2 separate regions of the Homo sapiens genome follow, and region 2 is linked to region 1. A link is an interaction called in ENCODE POLR2A ChIA-PET data of the cell type or tissue named here. Cell type or tissue: GM12878. All regions are shown on one strand.

The links. Peaks named below come from ENCODE experiments on the same cell type or tissue, not always from the same donor. Only the 100,000 strongest peaks of a DNase experiment are listed, where the experiment ranks them.
Region 2: POLR2A ChIA-PET joins it to region 1 with 5 read pairs; 2 of 35 experiments call an interaction of 5 or more read pairs at or near these places.

The regions. Positions count from the first base shown.
Region 1 is chr17:47,734,200-47,736,699 of GRCh38, forward strand. The region is part of intron 1 of TBX21 (T-box transcription factor 21); the gene reads left to right. Among named protein-coding and RNA genes, the nearest start is that of TBX21, 2.2 kb to the left of the region's middle. In GM12878, no CTCF peak of the experiment used is centred here; a DNase peak (open chromatin) is centred at 1,482; H3K4me3 peaks cover 2,500 bases; H3K27ac peaks cover 2,500 bases.
Region 2 is chr17:47,483,943-47,486,442 of GRCh38, forward strand. It overlaps the pseudogene MRPL45P2. Among named protein-coding and RNA genes, the nearest start is that of NPEPPS, 46 kb to the right of the region's middle. In GM12878, no CTCF peak of the experiment used is centred here; no DNase peak of the experiment used is centred here.

The sequences.
Region 1 (2,500 bases):
TTGATTTAGGGGAAGGGTGACTGTGGCTTCACCTAGAATTGGTGTGCGCCCCTGCCCCACTCTCTACTGTAGAGGAGTCGCAGCGGGCAGTGAAAGCCTGTGCTCTGGGCGGACAGGACGCCTGGGCCTCCTGTGTGGGAAACTGGAGGGGAAGGGAGCCCCTTATCTCCGGGCCCCCTGCGCCCACCTCCCCCGGCTCCTTTGCTGCTGGTGTGCTCAGGTCAGCTTTAGTGGTGGTAGTGGTGGTGGTAGCGGTGGTGGTGGTGTGTGTGTACGGGGGGAGATTGGGATTTGGTGACATGGAGAAGCAGTCGCCAAGTTTCCTTTCCGGTCTTACTTTGAGATCATATGTCTGGTGTGTGTGTGTGTGTGTGTGTGTGTGTGTGTGTGTGTGTGTGTGTGTGTGTGTGTATGTGTGTGTGGGTGTGTGTGTATGGGGGCTAGTGCAGTAAAGCTTGTAGGGGGCACAGATCCCTTCCAGGCACAAATGCCCACGGGCTGGGCAGATGAAGCTCACCCAGGGGTCCAGCCTGGTAGCCAGCCCCACACTGCACCCTTTGAGGCTGGTCCAGTGAAAACCTTCCCCACACTCCTGTCCAGAAATTCACCGGTTCAGCCTGGAGAAGTGGGGAAGGGGTGTCCCATGGCTTCATGGCTCAGGGTTCCTGAGCCCCGTGCGTGATGGGGAGAGTTTGGGGCTGAGGGTGCTGCTTCCGGATAGAGCCTCCTGCGCAAGGAAAGAAACAGAAACCTGTGACTTGTGTGGTATTTGTTTAGTAAGCAACCCCCGGAGTGGACTGTGTCTGATGTGGGCTGTGCGCACCCACCCTTCCCAGTGCGGCCCATGTGAGCAGGGGACCAGCGAGGACCAGTGTGGAAGGGCTGTTGTCATTGGTGGACCTGGGATGCTGGGTCCCAGGTCCGAGAGGTGTGGATACCAAACGTGGGGCTTGGGGTGGAGGGGAGAGGGAGAAGGCCATGTTGGACCCCAGAGGTTGGTATTCGATCTGGGCATTGCTGGAACATTCTTCCCTCCAGATGATTTTTGTGGGGTAGCCTGGGACTGGGGAACCTGTTGCCAGCCACAACTGGCTTCAAGTTACTGAGCTGTTCCACTTTCCCTGGGATGAACCCAGGAAAGTTGGCGTGTTCTTTGATGGCTCAGCCTTCATCTCTTAAGCCTTCTGATAATTTCTCTCTGCTCCCCCCAACCCTAGTCACCCTTTGGGTGTACCCAGACACAGCCCAAGCTTCTGGTCCCAATGTGTCTGAATTGGAAGGGACCCAGAAGATCCTGTCCCTCTCACTGCACAGACAGGGAAACAGGCCCAGAGATAGCAAGAGACTCTTCCAAGGTCACACAACACACTCATTGCAGGCAGAGCTGGCACTACAGCCCAGATAGTATTTGCTTGGGTTTCTTTCTCTGGCCCCCTACGGCCACCAGTAAAAACAGCCACCCACGCTCTCTGAAGGCCCTGATGCATTCAGAGTGCTTTCACTTCCATTATTTCACTGTGCGTTAGGTAGGCCAAGCAGTCTCCCCATTTTACAGTTGAGGTCACTGAGTTGCAGGGTCAGCTAGGGGCTTGCACTCCATCACACAGCAGACCAGAAGTGGGGCCTCTTAACCTTCCACTCTGTTGTGTGGTCAGGAGGACTTCCCACCCTGGGCCCTTGCTGGGGTCTCCCCACAGCCTCTGCCAGGCCTCTGCCTCCTCCTGCCAGTCTTGAGGGATGGGGTGGATGGAGCATCAGCCAGCACTCTAGGGAGTTGGCCAGTGCTAGGGGGCTGCCTCTCTGCCTGTAGAGCCAGCTTCAGGGAGGCTGTAGAGCACTTCAGGGAGGCACTTGAGGGGATGATTCTCGAAGTGTGTATCACCATCTCTACTCCCATGGCCTCCTTTCCTTGGTGTTCCTGCTGAGTAATTCTCACTTGACAAGTTTTTTTGTCCCCCTTTTAGATACATACACTTACATTTTTTTATTATGAAAAATTCCACTACATACAAACATGGACAGAAGAATGTAACAGACTTCCATCCCCAGCTTCCACAGTTGTCAATATGGGTCCAATCTTGTTTCTGCATCCTCACTTCGCTTCTTCTGTCTGCAACTATATTAGTAATATAGTAATTACTAAGTACATTCTAGATATTATTTTATCTCTGCACCTCTAAAAATGACTTTTTAAAATGAATGCATTACCATTAGCAAACCTGAAAAGAATTTCCTAAATATCACCAAGCTTCTCTGATTGCTTCATAAATGTGTGTGTGTGTGTGTTTTCCAATCCTCACACTTTTTGCTCCATTCTGAGGGGCTCCATACGCGGGGTCCCTGTTGAAGGAGGCAGTGGCTCTTCACTGTTTCTTTTGGTGCTTTTTCTTGGATCAGGCTTCATAGACCCCACGCTGCCATGGAGGGGACAGAGGACACACAACCCCAATTCAGTCCCACTAGCCCCAGGTTACCTCCATACCTTCTCAGCTTGGGCTCC
Region 2 (2,500 bases), 250 kb before region 1:
GTCACAGAGTGAGACTCCATCTCAAAAAAAAAAAAGCTGGGCATGGTGGTGCTGTCTGTAATCCCAGCTACTTGGGAGGCTGAGGCAGGAGAATACTTGAACTTAGGAGGCAGAGGTAGTGATCGCGCCACTGCACTCCAGCCTGGGAAACAGAGCGAGACTCCATCTCAAAAAAAAGAGTCAGAATAACACTGGGCTTCTTTTTTTTTTTTTTTTTTTTTTTGAGACAGAGTCTCGCACTCCGTCGCACAGGCTGGAGTACAGTGGCGCAATCTCGGCTCACTGCAACCTCTGCCTCCTGGGTTCAAGCAATTCTCCTGCCTCAGCCTCCCGAGTAGCTGGGACTACAGGCACACATCACCCCGCCCGCCTAATTTTTGTATTTTTAGTAGAGATGGGGTTTCACCATGCTGACCAGGCTGGTCTCGAACTCCTGACCTTGTGATCTGCCTGCCTCGGCCTCCCAAAGTGCTGGGATTACAGGCCTGAGCCATGGCACCTGGCAACACTGGGCTTCCTAACAGCAACATTAGAAGTTACAAAGACAGGCCGGGTGCAGTGGCTCACGCCTGTAATCCCAGCACTTTGGGAGGCCGAAGCAGGCAGATCATGAGGTCAGGAGCTCGAGACCATCCTGGCCAACATGGTGAAACCCCGTCTCCACTAAAATACAAAAAATTAGCCAAGCGTGATGGCACATGCCTGTAGTTCCAGCTACTCGGGAGACTGAGGCAGAAGAATCACTTGAACCCAGGAGGCAGAGGTTGCAGTGAGCTGAGATCCTGCCACTGCACTCCAGCCTGGGTGACAGAGCGAGACTTCGTCTCAAAAAAAAAAAGAAGTTACGGCCGGGCGCAGTGACTCAGGTCTGTAATCCCAGCACTTTGGGAGGCCAAGGTGGGCGGATCACAAGGTCAGGAGTTCGAGACCGGCCTGGCCAATATGGTGAAACCCTGTCTTTACTAAAAATACAAAAATTAGCTGGGCGTGGTGGCGGGCGCCCGTAGTCCCAGCTACTCAGGAGACTGAGGCAGGAGAATTGTTTGAACCCAAGAGGCAGAGGTTGTAGTGAGTCAAGATCGCGCCACTGCAATCCAGCCTGGGCGAAAGAGTGAGACTCCGTCTCAAAAAAAAAAAAATAAAATAAAAAGTAATTACAAAGACAACAGAGCAGTGCTTTTATTATTCATTCACTCATTCATTCATTCATTCACGGAGACAGGGTCTCACTCTGTCACCCAGGCTAGAGTACAGTGACGCCATCAGGGCTCACTGCAGCCTTGACCTCTGGGACTCATGCAATCCTCCCACTTCAGACTCCCAAGTAACTGGAACTGCAGGTGTGCACTACCACGCTTGGCTAATTTTCACTTTTTTTTAGTTTTTGTAGAGACAAGGTCTCACTGTGTTTCCCAGCTGGTATTCAACTCCTGCTCAAGTGATCCTCCTGCCTCAGCCTCCCAAAGTGTTGAGATTACAGGCATGACCCACCACGCCCAGACTTTGAGCAGTACTTTTAATTGAGGAAAAAATTATTTCTATCACAGAATTAAATACCTGGGCAAATTATAAATGAAGTGGGAAAATAAAAGAAAGATTTCTTTTTAGACTTGCAAGATCTTATTTATCCACCATGCAGCCTTTCTCAGGCAGCTGCTAGAAAATGTGCTCCACCAAAGTAATGAAATAGACTATGAAAACATAAAGACATAGGATCCAAGCAACAGGGAATACAACGTAAGAGGGAGGCAATCAGCCTGACCAACATGGTGAAACCCCATTTCTACTAAAAATACAAAAATTAGCTGGGCGTGGTGGCGCGTGCCTGTAATCCCAGCTACTCAGGAGGCTGAGGCAGGAGAATCGCTTGAACCCGGGAGGCGGAGGTTGCAGTGAGCTGAGATCGCGCCACTGCACTCCAGCCTGGGCAACAGAGCAAGACTCAGTCTCAAAAAAAAAAGAAAAGAAGACGGAGGCAAGAGGAATCTTAGATCCTAAGACATACAGTTGGCCTTAAGAGCAACTAGTCCAGATTAAAACAGGTAAGAAGACTCCAGGAAGGATTTCTTGAAAAAGATGAAATTAATAAAATATTTAATGTTGCAGGACGTGGTGGCTCACACCTGTAATCCTAGCACTTTGGGAGGCTGAGGCAGGTAGATAATGAGGTCAGGAGTTCGAGACCAGCCTGGCCAATATGGTGAAACCCCATCTGTACTAAAAATACAAAACAGCCAGGTGTGGTGGCATACACCTGTAGTCCCACCTACTGGGGAGGCTAACGCAGAAGAATTGCTTGAACCCGGGAGGCAGAGGTTGCAGTGAGCCAAGATCACACCATTGCACTCCAGCCTGGGCAACAGACTGAGACTCCCTCTCAAAAAAAAAAAAAAAAATTTAATGTTTTGAATGCACAGAGAGGAAATTACATAACCCATAGTTCCATAAGCAAATGAGCAAATTAAGACACTACACTTCAGAAAAAAAAAATATATTATGC